2 separate regions of the Homo sapiens genome follow, and region 1 is linked to region 2. A link is an interaction called in ENCODE POLR2A ChIA-PET data of the cell type or tissue named here. Cell type or tissue: MCF 10A. All regions are shown on one strand. Each heading gives the region's core, and the rest is flanking DNA. Links, peaks and the distances in the headings are about the cores only. Region 1 holds the start of LINC03088 (long intergenic non-protein coding RNA 3088). Region 2 overlaps MED13L (mediator complex subunit 13L).

Region 1 (9,471 bases), core at 667-8,666, 600 kb before region 2:
TTCAATTAACATCTCCTTTTCTGGTTAAGAACTTAGAACCCACAGAGAGAAAAAATCATTGAATCGCTCAGGATGATCTCTGTGCAATGCAGACAGAGACATACATTGCCCGCAGGTGTCCACTTTGCAAACAGGACTTTGTTCCTATTGGATTTTCTTAAAGCAGGGCACCTGGGAGAGAGCCAGGGACTCGCAGACACAGCTGCCTAGGTACCAAAGAGGCAGTGCCTGCTGTCTCGTGCCTGGACAGGCCGGGGAGCTTCCTGACCTCTGCCCGCAGCCTGCACGCCCGTCTGAATAGCCTTGGCGGAAGAGGGGGAGGAGGAAGGACGGACAGCTCGTCTGCGTGGAAGGCAGCAAGCGCAGATGTTTTCAGCAGCAGATGGCAGACTCCAGCAGAGCCCTCCACAGCCCTCTTGGCCCCCGCAAGGCAAGGAGAAAGGAGAGGGCGGGGGAGGCTGGCCCAGCTCCTCTGAGCTGGGCCTCCAGCAGCACGCTGTGCGTGTGCCCGCATCGCATTCACATCTGCTCTCCCCCTCCCAAGTATTGATCCCGGGCCCAGAGTCTAGAGGCATCTCGGAGGGCTCAGGCTGGCTGTGGGCTTCCCAGCGCTCCTGAACGATTGCTGCCTGGGGGCTGTGCTGCTGCATTTCTGAACAGCCACGGAGCGGGATACTCTTGAGTTCCACGTGGGCCACTAAGTAGGGGAGGGAGCAACTGTTCACAGGTCTCTGGGCCCTTAAGAACCCCAAACTGAGGCCCCTTCAGACCTGGGAGAGGAAAAAAGAGGCCCAGAAACGTGGCCTGGGCACAGCAGAGGCCCTATCCTTACTCTCAACGAAGGGTGCCATTTCCAGGCAGGTGAAACAATGGCGGGTCGGGGGTGAGTGAAAGGATGGAGAAAAACCGAGGTGGCAGAGAGAAGAGGGAGAGGTAGAGGGGATGGCAGGCAACACCCACCTGGCTCCTGTGCTCACAGCGCAGCACCCCTTACCCGTCAGCCTCTTAGCGAGCTCTGCTGCACCTCAGAATCCTCCTTAACCCAGCTCTTCAGGAAGCCACCGCTGGTGAGTTGGGGTCTGCGCTGAAGAGGGAGAGCTGGTGATATGTTGGTCCTAGCTCTGACTCAGTGGCCTCTGTACCCCGGATAGTCCCTTTCTCCTCTCGGGGCCTTAGTTGTCCCAGCTGGAAAAAATAAACACCACCATCTCCTGGGTATTAATTAGGTCTCTCTTCCTCTTGGGCTGAACTTTGAAAAAGCCAGGAGAAGCCGCAGTGTGTCCTGTTGTGTCCGGAATTGGTGGGCTCTTGGTCTCACTGACTTCAAGAATGAAGCTACGGACCCTCGCGGTGAGTGTTACAGTTCCTGAAGGCGGCCTGTCCGGAGTTTGTTCCTTCTGATGTTCAGATATGTTACAGCCTTCCGGTGGGTTCGTGATCTCGCTGGCTCAGGAGTGAAGCTGCAGACCTTCGCGGTGTTACCGCTCTTAATGCGGCGAGTCTGGAGTTGTTCGTTCCTCCAGGTGGGTTCGTAGTCTTCTCGCCTGACTTCAGGAGTGAAGCTGCAGACCTTCACGGTGTTACAGCTCACAAACGCAGCGTGGACCCAAAAAGCGAAAGAACAAATCTCCCACAGAGCGGAAAAACACCCCAGCCAATTGCTACTGCCAGCTCCGGCAGCCTGCTTTTATTCTCTTGTCTGGCCCTACCCACATCCTGCTGACTGGTCCACTTTACAGAGAGCCAATTGGTCTGTTTTACAGAGAGCTGATTGGTCCGTTTTGACAGGGTGCTGATTGGTGCGTTTACAATCCCTGAGCTAGACGCAAAAGTTCACGTCCCCACTAGATTAGCTAGATACAGAGTGTGGACACAAAGGTTCTCCAAGTCCCCACCAGAGTAACTAGATACAGAGTGTCGATTGGTGCATTCACAAACCCTGAGCTAGACACAGAGTGCTGACTGTTGTGTTTACAAACCTTGAGCTGGATACAGAGTGCCGATTGGTGTATTTACAATCCCTTAGCTAGACATAAAGGTTCTCCAAGTCCCCACCAGACTCAGGAGCCCAGTTGGCTTCACCCAGTGGATCCCGTACTGGGCCGCAGGTGGAGCTGCTTGCCAGTCCTGCGCCGTGTGCCCACACTCCTCAGCCCTTGGGTGGTCGATGGGACTGGGCCCCGTGGAGCAGGGGGCAGCGCTCGTCGGGGAGGCTCGGGCTGCGCAGGAGCCCACGGCCGGGAGGGGAGGCTCAGGCATGGCGGGCTGCAGGTCCCGAGCCCTGCCCCGCGGGGAGGCAGCTAAGGCATGGCGAGTAGTCGAACACAGCAGCTGCTGGCCCAGGTGCTAAGCCCCTCACTGCCCGGGGCTTGCAGGCTGGCCGGCGGCTCCGAGTGCGGGGACTGCCGAGCCCGCGCCCACCCGGAACTCGCGCTGGCCCGCAAGCACCGCGCGCAGCCCAGGTTCCCACCTGCGTCTCTCCCTCCACACCTCCCTGCAAGCTGAGGGAGCCGGCTCCGGCCTTGGCCAGCCCAGAAAGGGGCTCCTACAGTGCAGCGGCGGGCTGAAGGGCTCCTCAAGTGCGGCCAAAGTGGGCGCCAAGGCCGAGGAGGCGCCGAGAGCGAGCAAGGGCTGCAGGGCTGCCAGTACGCTGTCACCTCTCACTGTAAGAGGCAGAAACAGAACCAGGAATTCACTGCTTCCCGGTTATTTCCCAGCCTTAGTGCTGGGAGACTGGGAAACGTGGGAAACTGTCAACACTGAACTGAAAGTGAAGGTGGGGGGTGGGGGTGCCCAGAGTCCTAAGTGATTGGGGAAATGATAGCGGCAATGATAAAAACAAACCCCTGCAGAACGCTTGTGCCGGCCAGCCTGCTCTGAGCACTTAGCACGCTCTAGTTCATGCAGCGATCCTCACGACCACCCTGGAACATAACTTCTGCCATCATTCCTGGTCCAGACACCGCGAAGCTGACTTTCAGCCAGGTTCAGTTGTCCACACAGTTGCTCCTCCTCTGGCTACTCCAGGGCCAGGATTAGACCCCAGGCAACCCGCATTCAAATTCCATACTCCTAACTACTATACTATGCTACAAAAGAAGACAACAAAAAACACTTTTCACCCACCAGACCGACAACAAATGATAGGTTTGATGTTATCAAGCTCTGGTGAGGCTGTGGTGTGGCATTGGCATCTGATTACCTCTGAGAAGGACCAGAGGGCTAGGATTGGAGTAGAGATCAGAGGCACTTTCATCTTATCTGTGTTCGTTTTGTGATTCAGAAAATAGTCATGCATGACTTGGCTTAATAACTCATTGAGAGAGAGAAGCGGTCAGAAAAAGAGAACCAGGCTGGGTGCCATGGCTCACACCTGTAATCCAAAGGAGGTCAAAGCAGGAGGATTGTTTGAGGCCAGGAGTTTGAGATCAGCCAGGACAACAGAGCAAGACCTCATTTCTACAAAAAATAAAAAAATTTAGCCAGGCATGGCGATGCATGCCTGTAGTCCCCTTTACTCAGGAGGCTGAGGACGGAGGATCACTGGAGCCCAGGAGTTTGAGGCTGCAGTGAGCTGTGAGCATGCCACTGCGCTCAAGCCTGGGTGATACAGGGAGACCCTGTCCCTAAAAAAAAAAAAAAAAAAAAGTAAATTACAATGTTAAAAAAGAAAAGAAAAAAGAGAAATAGAGTTCTCAGAATCTAGAACTCTGATAATTCCCTTTGGACATGACCTCTGGGTTGCAGAAACTCTGAGCGCTACATCTTGGGGGAAGTTCATTCTTTTCTTTCTTTTTTTTTTTTTTTTTTTTTTTTGAGATGGAGTCTTGCTCTGCCACCCAGGCTGGAGTGAAATGGTGCAATCTCGGCTTACTGCAACCTCTGCCTCCCGGGTTCAAGCAATTCTCTGCCTCAGCCTCCCAAATAGCTGGGATTACAAGCGCCCGCCACCAGGCCCGGCTAATTTTGTATTTTTAGTAGAGACGAGGTCTCACCATCTTGGCCAGGCTGGTCTTGAACTCCTGACCTTGTGATCCACCTGCCTTGGCCTCCCAAAGTGCTGGGTTTACAGGCGTGAGCCACCGCGCCTGGCTTCATTCTTTTTTTCAGCTCACACGTGTTTCCTGAGGACCCCTCCGTTCCAGGTTCTGTGCTGGGCTCTTTGTTCTCTCCAATTGAAAGGGTGTCTCCACTTTTGTCCCTAGTCTGGGTGCCTCTATGGCAATAAGGTCACGGCAACAGGGAGGAGCCGGTTCACCCCCGGCTCCGATTTGCAATGGGCTGTTCCCCCAGGGCAGCTGCTGCAACAACATTTACTTTGTACAGCGGCCAAGAGAGAGAGTGAGAGAGAAAGAGAGAGAGAGTGTGTGTGAGCCTACCCCATTCCAAAATGTTTCTGACAAAATCTGGCACTCCTGGTTCTAATCAAAATACTGAACTTTGGAACAAATTAACATTCCACAGCCCTCGCAGGGAAGGAGAATTCAGCTGAGACGACTTCAGTTCACAACCACAACAAAAATAGCTTCTCCCGGGGAAGACACATTCTGCTAACAAGGTCACTTTTGTTTTGCTTCCCCTGCCATCTGGTTGAGCGGCACCAGGGGCTGGCTTTGGTACCAGCTTATTCCGCGGAGAGGGGATGGGAGCCGGGTGGCGCTGCAGAAGGCTTCTCAGCTTCCTGGCAAGGGGCGCCAGCACAAAGTTACCTTCAGACATCCCCAGAAAGCACGCAGGCAGATGGAGCCCCGGTTTCACCCAGCCCGACTCTCATGCGCTCCTCGCCTGCAGAAGGTGAGACACCAGCAGAAAGCAACAAGCAGGTGGGCGTCAGAGGAGAGCAAGAACGCGACAGAATGGGAAAGCTATCTTCGTCTTGCAAAACATTCCAGAACTCCACCTAACTCACTCAGAGTCTGAGTTCCAGAAGGACAACAAAGAAGCATGATTTTGTTTCTTGTTTTTATTTTTCTTCTTTTAATTCCCCTCCTTTCTACCTTCAAGGTTCAGCTTCTTTCAGTCATTGATCCTGTGACCTCAGGGACACTCAATCACCTACCTTGGCCTCAGTGTTCGCATGTGTAGAATGGGAATCACTTGCGCAGACCTTATGCAGTGATGGGGAAGGTGAAAAGAGCAAATGTGATTGTCTAGGGGCCCCTGGCTGAGGTTCTTGAGAGAGAACATACTGGAATTCCATGCTTTGTAGCCTACAAGGGCTTTCATGCAGACAATTTAGTAAGATCCCATGACAGCCATCTACAGAGCTTTCACATGACTTAAATGGTCTGCCCCCGGTTACTTCAATCGACAGGTGTAGAGCTGGGATTTAAACACAGACATTTTCGTTAAAAAGACAGTGTTGCTTTTACTATGCGGTGATTTTCAATCTTTTAAAATAGGATAGGAAGCCATGAATATACACACAAAAGATCAGATACAGTTTTAAGGGGTTCACAACCTCCTAAAGCTATGCCCCTCCTAGGAGGAGTCCAGGGGTCTCAGAGGTCTCAGAATATTTGCTGGGGGCTGGAGAGGGGTGAAGACAAAACTTTTAGTAAAATAAAGGAGGAATCCTTAAAATGACCAAACATCTCTGTACTCTTAAGTCAAAGAGAATAAGCTCATCAGAACGTCTCTTTAAGGATTTTAGTAGTCCTTAAAAAGACAAATGAGGAAACTGATTTTAAGGTGAGTTGAACCTGGTTTATGAGGAGTCGGAGGAGGGGGTAAGGGAGGAGTCAGGCCTCTGCAGTTGGGGTGAGCAGTGGAATCCCAGGGCTGCGCAGTGGCAGGTGGTCTCTGAATCAGAGCCGAGAGATGACCTCTGGCCTAGGATTTCAAAGGTCTGGAAGAGCCCTGGGGCCATTTGCAAGTGTTCATTAGTGTTCACCCTCAGCTGGGAACATCACAGGGTGGTCACTGTTCAGCTCCGTTCACCGTTCACTTTTCTTAGTCTTCCTTTTGCTACCTGCCGTGGAGACCTCCCGCATCTCAGACTGACTTTATTTACTTGAAGGTCATCCAGAAATTGCCTGCTTTTTCATGTTCATGTGACAAATATTTATTAAGCCTTAATTATATTCCAGGCAATATGCTCAGCTCTTTGTATACAGCAGAGAAGAAACGAGCTCTTGCCCTCAGACAGATTTCAGTCTAGTAGGGAGCTAAACACTTGACATGAATCACTCCAAGAATGGGGTGGGGGTACATTTGGGGCAAAGGTTGACGTTCTAGGAAGAAAAATACAGGCCACTGGAAACTTTTGATATAGGAAAGAATGCTGGTAGCTCCAGAATGTTCTATATCAGTAATACAGAAAATGGATTATTTGACTTGAAGTTAAGTTTAAAACAGCACTTTATGTGACTTTGAGGAAATGAGAATTGTCTACATCAAAGAATGGGTGTGAGGGATGTCGGAGATCGGGGCTGATGGCTAAAGCCTGTACCCGGCCCTTTCTGGGCTCTGCAACAGGAGATCGTGCACCAGGGGAGAGCAAGCAGGACCAGATGAGAGAAGAGGCATTAGAGGTCAAATCTGGAGGACAGAATTTCCAAAAGAAGTTTCATGGGTGGCCTGCATCAGGATTCCCGCAGGGGGTTGTTGCAATTGCAGATGCTTGGGTCCATCTCAGCCTTGCTGAATCAGCATCTTGGCGCAGGAGCTTGGAATCTGCCTGATGAGCAAGCATCCTAAGGGATTATTTTATGCAGGGGGCTTCGGAGTCTGGATTTTATCCTAAATGCACATCAAGGCCAGTGAGGAGTTTGGAAGAGAGGAATGGATACAGTCCATTTTTCCAGATGTTTTGCATCTTGCGTAGGAACTGAGAGGCGTGGGATAATGGGGGAGGTGGACAGACCACTTAGATGGCCAGGGCAGAATCTCCATGGCCTTGGCCAGGTGCAGTGGTTCATGCCTATAATCCCAGCATTTGGGGAGGCTGAGGAGAGCGGATTACTTGAGGTCACGAGTTCAAGACCAGCCTGGCGAAATCCCGTCTGTACTAAAAATAAAAATATTAGCTGGGCCTGGTGGCACATGTCTGTGATCCCAGCTACTGGGGAGGCTGAGGCATGAGAATCACTTGAACCTGAGAGGCAGAGGTTGTGGTGAGCTGAGATCATGCCACTGTACTCCAGCCTGGGTGACAGAGGGAGACTCTGTCTCAAAAAAAAAAAAAAAAATCTCCACAGTCTCCCCCATCCCTTTGCTTCACTGGGTCAACTTGCCCCTTATTTCAGTCACCAGTTCCAGGGTAGCAGGGTCATCTGCACCTTCATGCAGTTGCTTCCTGGGCCCCAGAGAGACAAGGGCATTGACACTGACTGCAGATGTCCCACATCTCTGGCTTTAGATTAGCCATTGCTCCTTTGACACCTCAGGCAGTTGCTGACTGTCAACCTGGCAGTTGGTTTCCCAAGGAGTCCTCCTCCCCTATCATCTCCACCTGCCTCATGCAGATGGAGATGGTTCTGATCACATGAGAGGAGGGATGAAGCTCTCTGTGGCTCTCAAGTTTCCTTCTGGCCCTATGAGCTCAGCTTAGGTGGCTGGGAATCCATCAGGTTCCCTGCCCTGGGTCCAGGCAAACCCACTAGAGCTTCTCCGCATTTGAAGATAGGCAAGGAGGAGCCCTGTGTCTCAACCCTTCCCAATCAAAGACTGTGCTAACTGGCTGTTGGTTCAGGCTGGCGCTTACCAAAACCAGCCTCTCTCTTTCAGGCCAATGACAAATGTTTCAGTCTCTCTGCGTTTTGAAAGAGAGGCCGACAGAGAGAGAACGTCTCGAATCACAATCAGGGTTTCCTGCCGCAGAGCACACAAGATGAGAATTGATCTCAAACCTTTTAGTGCCATCATTTACTGAGTGCTGGGATGACATACACATAAGTCAGCAAAGGAAAACTTGGAATCCTGTTCCCTAGCTGCATGTCAACAGAACACCTGGATAACATGACCTGCTCAAAAGGAGAGAGACTCAAGCCGCCACCCAGCCAAACCTCCAATAATATAAAAAACTTTGCCCCTGCCTTCATTATTCTTCTAGTCAGCTTTGAGATATAATTTACGTGGGATAAGCTGCATCCATTTTAAGTGTTTGATTTGATGTTTTGACAAGTGTATACATTCAAGGAACCATCACTGCAATTAAGATATAGAATATTTATTTATTTATTTATTTTATTTCTTTTTTCTTGTTTTTTGAGGTGGAGTCTTGCTCTGTTGCCCAGGCTGGAGTGCAGTGGCATGATCTTGGCTCACTGCAGCCTCCGCCTCCCAGATTCAAGCAATTCTCCTGCTTCAGCCTCCTGAGTAGCTGGGATTACAGGCATTCACCACCACACCCGGCTAATTTTTGTATTTTTAGTAGAGACGGGGTTTCACCATGTTGGCCAGGCTGGTCTCAAACTCCTGACCTCAAGTGATCCACCTTCCTCGGCCTCCCAAAGTGCTGGGATTACAGGCATGAACCACTGTGCCCGGCCAGGTATAGAATACTTCTATTACCCCCCAGAATTCCTTCAAGTTCCTTTAAAGTCAATCTCCCTTTCACTCCCGACCTCAGGCAACCGCTGATCTGCTCTCTGTCACTCTAGTTTTGTATTTTCTAAAATGTCATAGAGTGGAGTCATACAGTATATATTCCTGTGTCTGCCTTCTTTCACTGGTTTTTAAGGTTCATCTGTGTTGTTTCGTGTGTCAGTAGTTTGTTCGCTTTTACTGTTGAGTAGTATTCTACAATTTGTTTATCCATTCACTTACTGATGGACATTTGGGTTGTTTCCAGGTTTTGAATATCATGACTAAAGCTGTTATAAACATTTGTGTATAAGTCTTTATGTGAACATATGTTTTCATTTTTCTTGGGTAAATATCTAAGTGTAACTGGATTGTATGGTAGGTGTATATTTCCTTCGTAAGAAACTGTCAGGCTGGGCACAGTGGCTCATGCCTGTAATCTCAGCACTTTGGGAGGCCGAGGTGGGAGGATTGCTTGAGCCTAGGAGTTTAAGTCTAGCCTGGGCAACATAGTGAGATCCTGTCTCTATAAAAAAATACAAAAATTAGCCCAGAGTGGTGGCATGTGCCTGTAGTACTAGCTACTTGGGAGGCTGAGGCAGGAGGATTGCTTGATCCCAGGAGGTTGAGTCTGCAGTGAGCTATGATCATGCCACTGCACTCCAGTCTAGGCAACAGAGTGAGACCCAGTCTCAAAAAAAAAAAAAAAAAAAAAAGAAAGAAAGAAAAGAAAAGAAAAAACGAAACTGCCAGATCTTTTGCCAAAGTGGTTGTATCATTTTTACATTTCCACTAACAATGTAGGAGAGTTCCAGTTGCTTTACATCCTAGGCAATACATGTTAGTCTTTTTAATTTTAGCCATTCTAATGGGTGTGTGGTGGTATCTCATTGTGGTTATTATTTACATTTCCTTGGTGACAATTGTTGAACACTTTTAAATGTG
Region 2 (9,471 bases), core at 400-8,399:
CAGTGAAATCAAGCTTGTTTAAGCAGGCCAGGCATGGTGGCTCATGCCTGTAATCTCAAAACTTTGGGAGGCCTAGGCAGGAGGATGGCTTGAGCCCAGGAGTTCAAGACCAGCCTGAGCAACACAATGAGACCCCATCTCTACAAACAATTAGCTGGGTGGGTTGGCACATGCCTGTAGTCCCAACCACTTGGGAGGCTCAGGTGGGAGGATTGCTTGAGTCTGGGAAGTTGAGGCTGCAGTGAGCCATGATCGCGTGACTGCACGCCATCCTGGGTGACAGAGCGAGACCCTGTCTTAACAAAAAAAAGAAAAATGTGTTTAAGCAGACTTGATGTACAGATGTAAACTTTCATTCCATTAAATCTATTACATATCAATGTATAAATGGAAACCTTTTTTTATGTGTTTTTCTTAAGCACAGTATCTTATTGCTTTATTAGTAAAGTGTACATATACTTGTACCATATTTTGACCTCTAATTAACATATTCATATTTTACATATATAGTCGTGAGTCAGTCTGCAAAAAGGCATGAAACACTAATGTTTTAGAATACTACTTGAGTGGGGTTGGAGAATATGATAATGTAATGCTAAATATAGAAGTCCATAAACCACCGTCTACTCTACTATGCTGTTGTTGTTTTACAGTTGGCTAGACTATTTTTAATTCAGCTTTCCCCATTGACTGGTATTCTCTTTCTGGGAACACTTATTAAGATTAGCAACTTATCTCTGCAAGAAAGGTCTCTTATTGCATCTTTTGATGATCTTCAAAAACGTATTGTGGGAGGTCATATAAATGGTTAAGGTCATAGATTTGTTTATTTTCCATTATGGATAAAGATAGAGATTACAAAATGATAGGTTTTATTGCCAGTTTATGCTATAGTGTAAGCTATTTTTTACTTAGGATCTCAACATTTATTTTAATTTATGTATGTATACAGACTCATCAGTACAGTAATTACAAAGGCACCTTCAGAATATATGGGGAAAACAGTATTTTTGAGTTTTTGAAGTTGAATATTGCTTAGGTTGAAATAAACACATGGAAGCATATTGTTTGTGTCCTTCTTTACTACATAAAGTAGGAAATCACATGAGCTTAGAAGGATGTGTGCCTTAAAAGGAATGGCAAACCTTATCCTGATTTTCAGTCTGATGCATTTCATTTAGAACTTTTAAACAGTAAATCATGGTCACTTTTCACTGTAAGTTTGCTAGCAGATTCCTTTTCTTCCTCAGGAAGAAAGTATGTTTGATGTCTTTTGATTGTCTATAGTTGAATCCTTCCAGTAATTTAAAAGATTTAAAGAGTTTTCTGTTATACATCTTGCCAGAAATAAGTAAATGAATTTTTCGTGATTTAATCCTTGACTAAATGATAAAGCTGTCTCAGTACATAACACGTTGGATCCTAAAATTTTAAATGAAATAATGTATTTTGAACCACCTGAATTCTATTTATAAACTAACTAGATAGCTCAATGATTTAAAATAAGACTTTATTTTGTAAGCACCAGAAATAAAAAAAATAGTAATAATCCTAAGTCTCTTTACCAAATTTAGGCATTTTGAATACCAAGTTTTTGAATATCTGAGCACATTTTTTGACCTCTGAGAATCAACTTTAGTAAGTGAAGGAAACCATCAAATTTTGCCAGATGGAAGTAATGGTATGGAAATAGACTTTAGGGCTGTCTATCTCCATGTCTAAACTGTTTCAGAGACCATAATAATGACCATTAGTCTAAGTTTGGGGTAGATTAAGATTATCTAGTAGGCGATGAGTCACAGCATCTCATAAACAAAACATTACGTCTTTATTTATTAGACCATTGCCTAGAAAGTTCTCTCTGGAACCTGAGTGCTGATGACAGAATATTCTGCCATCAGTCAGTCAGAGGGTACCCAACTGTGGATATCATATGGATACTGAACCACCCATAATGCAGCTAATTAGTTCTACCCCTGAAGAAAATAACTAATACGCTAGATAGAGTTTTGCAGTTTGGTTGCTGGAAATTTGGTATTTTCGCTCTGGCTTACTGCTGATCTTTTTGTTATCCTTTTTGTACCTTTTCATGTGGAATGTGCTTCTGCTGTTCCAGGAGGATTATTAATTGCAGTTTCTTTGGGACTCCTGTCTGCCTCACAGGACTTTATTTTATGGGCTTGTGTTCGAGCTACTTGGAATACTCTACTACAATTATTCCTTCAGGTGTTAGCCAACTTCATTTTCTGTTAAATGACTCTACTAGCTTTCTTCAGGGATTCGGCTTCTGATTTAACCTTGTCTGACGCAGTGATACATTTAAATCTTATGAGAGAAAGAGACCATTTTTATTCTTTTACCAGAATGATTTAGGATCTTATGTCAGTTTGGAGAAAATACAATAACCAAGTATGTGTTAAGTAACTGAAGTATATTCTGTATTTTAGTAAATCTTTTGAGGTAGACAAAGAGGTCTGTTAAGTTTTAAGGAAAGAAACAAAGATCACAAACCACAGCAAAATTTATCTTTTATCTCTAGTAATTCATTTCTCTCTAGGATCATTAAGAGCAATTTGAATTAGAGCACAAGATAGTAATTTCTATCCTATAATTGTGCAATCATTTAAGAGTAGATAAAAATTAATTTCTTAAAGAATCTTGGAGAATATTATCTGATGATGATTCTTTATTCACCTGATTACTTCTTGGAGAATTAAGAGAAAACAAGTGAAGGTAGATGGTGAGTTTATCACCAGCAGTAGTTGGAACTAATTCTAGTACTTAATCATGTCTTAACTAAGGTCCTACAAATGTAGACAGCTATTATGAATAAAGAAATTTTATTCATAAATCAGGCCAGGCACAGTGGCTCATGCCTGTAATCCCAGCACTTTTGGGAATTCAGAGCTGGACAGATTGCTTGAGCCCAGGAGTTCAAGATCAGCCTGGGCAACATGACAAAACTCTGTGCCTGAGGTCCCAGCTACATAGGAGGCTGAGAATCACCTGAGCCCAGGAGGTTGAGGCTGCAGTGAGCCGTGATTGTGCCACTGCACTCTAGCCTGACTGAAAGAGTAAGACTTTGTCTCAAAAAAAAAACAAACAAAAAACAAGAAAAGAAACTTCATAAATTATTAGAAAATGCATACATTATTAGGACAAAAATTTTAGTCGTTGTGGTGTACTAAAGCCAGATTGTACACTCTTGCTTGTAATTGCTGTAGTTTGTTGCTTCCTGTATCACTCAGAATGTGGCTAGTGTTGTGGTGAGGGTCCTACCCTAACAAACTTACCTTTGGGCTGCCAGCAGCTTACTAAACCACCCATGAAATCTTGGCTTTTAATCCTCTTCTGCTTATGTACTGTGGTTGTCTGCTCGTGGAGCTTATGGATATCATCCTGGATGTTTAGTGAATCTTATTAAAGTCAGTAACTAAGCTCATTTTGGTGTTGTCATGCATGGCATTTTCTCTTTTTGTTTTTTTTTTTGGAGACGGGGAGTCTCACTGTCGCCCAGGCTGGAGTCCAATGGCACAATCTTGGCTCACTGCAACCTCCGCCTCCTGGGTTCAAGCGATTCTCGTGCCTCCAGCCTCCCCAGTAGCTGGGATTACAGGCACCCGCTATCAAGCCCGGCTAATTTTTGTAGTTTTGTAGAGACAGGGTTTCACTATGTTGGCTAGGCTGGTCTTGAACTCCCGACCTCAGGTGATCCACCCACCTCAGCCTCCCAAAGTGCTGGGATTACAGGTGTGAGCCACTGCACCTGGCCGGTCATGGCATTTTCTAAAGGCCTTCCCAGCTATGAAATGCATTAGTTCTGTAACTCTTCTTGGAAAGGCCGGTTGTGAAACCATTGTTAAAATCTTGGTCTTCATAGGAGGGATTGTGTACCATTTAAAGAACTAACTTCTCTTGTGAATGTGCTTTGACTCCTCTATATCTCTGAAAGTAGGGATCGAAAGTTTACATGTTAATATGCTTTTTCTTCTGAGTTGCACCTATTTTAATTATCCGACTTGCAATGAACTTTCTGAAAACATTCTATTGGAATTATTTTTTAAATCTTTTTATTGAAATATACAATTAAGATGTTTGTACATCATAAGTGTTTAGCTTTATCAACTTTTATAAGGTGTATACATCCTTATTTCTAGCATTCAGATCAAGAAACAATATTACCAACTTCTTAGAAGCACCCCTTATGCCTCTTTTTAGTCATTTCCCCCTCAAAGGGATCACTATTTCAATACCACTGTAGATCAATTTTACAGAGTTTTAAACTTTATTTAGTTAATAGCGTATACTTTATGCTGAGTTTTGTATCTTATTTCTCTCAGTGTTAAATTTCTGAAATCCATTTGTCTTATGTATAGTTGCAGTTTGTTTTTATTTTTATTTAATCCCTTGCATGTTAATATACCACAATTTATGTATTCTGTGGGTTGACATTGATTTATTATTACTTTGGGGCTATTATGAATAATCCTGCTAAGAACATTCTGGCACATATTTTCTATTGGGTATATACCTAGGAGTGGAATATTGAAACACAGAGTAGCAGGCACATGTTCAGCTTTAATAGATACTGCCAAGCAATTTTCCAAACTGGCTGTACCAACTTAGATTCTCACCAGCTGTATATGAAAGTTGTTGTGTGTCCTGTCCGCACTTGGAATTGTCTTTTCTTTTAATCATTCTGGTGCCCTTGAGCTTTTTACTGATGATTGTATCACTTAAATAGGATTTCAGCTGGACAGTAGGAGTCATTACCGTTAAGTATCTAGTTATTAATGTTTACATGAAAGCTATTCTTTTCTGATTATGCTTGAAAGTAAGGCTATTATAGAGTCATGTGCAAAAGAAAAGTACTTAACATGCTTAAGTTGTACTCTTGGAGTTCTAAATAGTAGGTACTCAAAGAAGGTATACAGGTAGAGTGGTGGGAAACTTTGGCAGAGTTCTCACTGATTGTTACATGATTGTTACTCGGTTTTTATTCTGAATATATTTTGGTTTTAATCAAGGTATTACACATATTAAACCAAGAGAAAGACATGATGTGTGGGATATGATATTTTCTGGAGTGGGATTTGGATACCAGAGTATAGAACATGAGAAAATGCAGGAGGAAATGAGGGTAAGACGTACGTGTGTGTGTGTGTGTGTGTTTGTGTGTGTGTGTGTGTGTAATAGTTGTTAAATTACTCTAAGTAGTAGAACTGTTTTTCAAATGAAATCTTTGGCAGAATTCCCTTTGTGTTGACGTGGAGCAGAGCAGTGAGCATGGGGAACTTGCTGGACAATGGGGCATCATTGCATAAGTCTTGGACTTCACGGCTGGCAGACAATTTGTAAGCAGCCTTTCTAATGTAAAGTAGATGTGATGAAACACTGGACTTGTAGGCCAAAGCCGAGGTTTGATTATCAGCTGGACCTTTGCCTCTGTGACCCTGGGGAAGTTACTTTAACTCCTTGAGCTTGTGGTGTCATCTAAAATGGGGATACTAGCATACCTCTAATGAGCTTTATAGAGGTAAAAAGAGCTAAAATGAGCTGATTTAAGGTGAAAGCCTTTTGCTAATGGTTACTGAACTATAACCAGTTTTTATCATGCCATTTCAGTTAAGGTTGTAAAGTTCAGAGCTTTGAGAGTGTAGAATCTTTGATTAGTCAGATCTAAAGTATGACTTTGCCCCTTCCAAGTTATATGACCTTAGGCAAGTGACTTTAGCTCCCTCCCCTTCCTCCCTTCTGCTTCAAAGTAGGGGTAATAATTTAATGCCTACCTTAGAGTTGTTGTGAGAATTAAGGATATATTTAAAACACTTAGAATACTGCCTGGCAAAGTAAACACTCAAATATTAATAACTCTTAGTATTTCCTTTCCTGGATAGCCTTCCTTTCTAAGCATCCAGTCTCATATTATCCGAATCCTAAAAGTCCTTCAGGCCCAACTTTAGTCCTAACTCCTCCACAGTGCCTCTTGATTCTCTCAGCCAGAATAATGTCTTCCTAAATTTTACAGACCTAAGCTTTTCTTCTGGTATTTATGTATACCTTCGATTATACTTATTTATGGTCATATTTTACTTTTTCTTCTAGAAGAGTATAAATTCCTTAAGGATAGGGATTATGTTTTATGTTTTACTCATGTTTTTAACTCCCTAATCACTTGTATCTGTGCAATAATTTAGAAGTCATTGAATAAAAAGGAATTTTTTACTTTTTAATAAGAAACTATAATTAGTGCTGTGGTTTTCTTGCTTTCTTACATAGTGCATGACACATGGAGAAAATGTTTTCCGTAAATCTTTCAGAAAGACAGATATTTGCATAATAAATGGAATAATGGATTATATATTTTATTTTCTAGAAAATGTCTTAGGCTTATTCAGTGCTTTTTAAGACGTTAATGATGATGCTTGCCTTACATGACTTACTATTAATATGTTGCCCATCAGTTTTACTGAAATGCATTTGACTTTCTCATTTAATCAAAATACATTAAACACTCCATAATTAATGTATGGATTATTCTTGTAAATTCTTCCTTGTTAATTTTTCATACCTGGTTAGCATCTTCTAGGCACCCAGCACCCTGTTCCCCTGCTTCCTCTTCCCAGTCTCTGGGTCTGTCTCAGAGACTGAGGATATAAGCAGTTTGTGCTATTAGCCTAAGCAAAGCAAGATTGGGATGGCTAATTTGTCAAAATGGTGTAATGCAAACCAGAATCTTAACACATGATTAGTGATTTTTGTTCTTAACTAACTGACATTTAAGAGTGAATGATGCTTTCCAACTTTTCCCCCACAAAGATCACAATGGATTTAACACCCTTTTAGGATGGCACCAAGACATTTTTCTCAATGGGTTATGAAGAATTAATTTCTACAGTATAGTTCAGTAAAATATTAGAGCAATTTTCTCATTAGTTAATGCTTTTAGGTTCTATCTCCTGCAGAACCAAATAAATTCCTAAAGGCAAAATTGAGATTTTGACCTAGCGAGAGACCCACTTCTTGTAATACAGGACTCAGCAACACTCCCTCACATCCTTTGTATTTTCTAATGACTTTAATCATCCCTTTAGTCTGACCTTTCTGTTTCTCTATCCTGTGTGTAAGGTCATGTCTTTGAGCTAACAAAACATGGGTCACTCCTGGCTTTGAATTCGAATCCTTGCCTCTGAATGACACCTTTGCATTATCCAAGTCATTTAACACTACGAAACTGTTTTTGTGTTTCTTAGCTGTATAGAATGTTCTTATATAGTTTTATGTGTGTGTGTGTGTGTGTGTGTGTATGTGTGTAGGTAAGTACATAATAAACATTAAATTTCAAAAACAAAACTGGTCGGCTACCACTGCTGCTGTTAGAAATGAAGGGCAAGCTAGAATTTGATTGTGGCTTTTTGGCAAGTGTTTTCTTAACATCTCTTTAAATGCTGGAAATTTGGCTATGTTTCATCTTATTCCTTGCATTCATATCAGTCAGCTTGGCTCCTCAGTGGCTATCTCTGTTCAGTCCAAAATCTGAAATACTCCAAAGTTGTAACTTTTTGAGTGCCCACATGATGTCATAAGTGGAAAATTCCATGCTTGACTTCATGAGATGGGTCACAGTCAAAACTTTGTTTCACAGACAAAATTATTTAACATATTGTGCAAAATTACCTTCAGGATTTGTGTGCTTAAGGTATTATATGTAATATAAATGTACCTAAATGAATTTCATATTCAGACTTGGGTCTCATTCCCAATATATCTTATTATGTGTATGCAGATATTCCAAAATCGAAAGAAGTTTGAAATCCGATATTCTTCTGGTTCCAAGCATTTTGAATAAAGGATATTCAGCCTGTACTTGGTTGCCATTTATCATTGCTGTTTGCATATGATCTGTAGCCAACATTTACTCCTCAGAGTTTATGTCTAGGCTAATTAGAATTTTTAAATTATGATTTAAAAGGAAACTGCACAGGCTATTTACTCCCTTTATGGAGAGAATAAAACTGTATTTCTAGTTTAAAAATTATTGAAGTTAAATATTAATTCATTTCTATTGTTATCAATATTTTTGAGACAGAGTCTCGCTCTGTCATCCAGGCTGGAGTGCAGTGGTGGGATCTCGGTGTGAGCCACCATGCCTGGCCTGTTCATTTCTATTATTTTTATCTTTGAAAAATGTTTTATTAAAATGCTATATAATATTCTTTAACATTTTAATGCTGTGGAAATTGCTTATGATGTATGATAATCTATAAACAACCCATTTCCTTAGGATTTGACTTGTAAAATTTGGGCTTCCTAATTTAGGTATTTTTCCGTATTATGCATACAGTTTTGTACAATATACATTTAAAGATATGTTGTTAAATATTTGAAAAATGAGCACTTATATTTGAAGAATGTAAATTTCTGGGTTTTTTTTTTTGTTGTTGTTTTTCTTGAGATGGAGTCTCACTCTGTTGCCCAGGCTGGCGTGCATGATCTCGGCTCACTGCAAGCTCCATCTCCCAGGTTCAAGCAATTCTCCTACCTCAGCCTCCTGAACAGCTGGGATTACTGGCATGTGCCACCACGCCTGGCTGATTTTTTTGTATTTTTAGTAGAGACGGGGTTTCACCATGTTGGCTAGTCTGGTTGCGAACTCTTGATCTCATGTGATCCACCCTCCTTGGCCTCCCAAAGTGCTGGGATTACAAGCATGAGCCACCGTGCCCGGCCAATGGATGTAAATTTCCTTATACACTTAAATTAGAGACTCTTGATACTTATACGTAGAGCTTGTGTAACCATTTAATTAAAAAAAAAGAATTACCATCTTCTAAGTAGGGTGTACTTTTAATTCAGGGGGAGAAGTCTTTAGTTAATTTTACAACTTTTCTATTAGCCGAACTTGGCTTCCTGCCACTGGTTATTAGAGTGTCTCAGTGGTGTTCATTTTTAGTTTCACATTCAGTAGATACATTTTATTTCTAGAGTTTTAGTATTGATGATACCTGTTCCATGTGTACACAGAAAAATGATATTGCTGCAGACATGTCCAGTAAAGTTTTGGTGAAATTATCATTTCAATTTTAAGATTTTGTGTGCCCGCTCACATATTTTCTAAATGTATATACTTGTCCTGATCTGCCAGGTTACCATTATTGGGAAAGCTGTGCTATATTTTGTTCCACTAAAGAGTTAATTCAACTCTTAGAGTCATAATTTTAACTTCCATGGAGTCGCACCCTAGAACAATCTAGTTATAAATTATGGTTTTGGGCTTTAACAGAACATTTTAACAGGCCAGTGTAATGAAAAATCCTTGTGTTATTGGGTTGTTAAATTGAGGCTTAACACAATATTTGATCCTTCCAAGAACTTTCCATTTATTTTGACTACATTCAAAGGAATAGATCTTACATTGCAACGTAGTACATACGTGTTTTTGTATCTCTCATTTCTTAAAATAAGTCTGAA

What was found. Peaks named below come from ENCODE experiments on the same cell type or tissue, not always from the same donor. Only the 100,000 strongest peaks of a DNase experiment are listed, where the experiment ranks them.
Region 1: POLR2A ChIA-PET joins it to region 2 with 7 read pairs; 2 of 35 experiments call an interaction of 5 or more read pairs at or near these places.

Annotation. Positions count from the first base shown.
Region 1 is chr12:116,653,736-116,663,206 of GRCh38, reverse strand. It overlaps LINC03088 (long intergenic non-protein coding RNA 3088), which reads right to left and starts at 1,663. Exons shown (of 2, transcript XR_007063473.1): 1 at 961-1,663. LOC124903028 (a long non-coding RNA gene) reads left to right here and starts at 378. Exons shown (of 3, transcript XR_007063474.1): 1 at 378-1,067; 2 at 1,261-1,523; 3 at 4,465-5,586. RefSeq lists enhancers at 1-439, 4,175-4,678. In MCF 10A, for the core only: no CTCF peak of the experiment used is centred there; a DNase peak (open chromatin) is centred at 4,306.
Region 2 is chr12:116,049,914-116,059,384 of GRCh38, reverse strand. The region is part of intron 4 of MED13L (mediator complex subunit 13L); the gene reads left to right. Among named protein-coding and RNA genes, the nearest start is that of MIR620, 94 kb to the left of the region's middle. In MCF 10A, for the core only: no CTCF peak of the experiment used is centred there; a DNase peak (open chromatin) is centred at 5,304.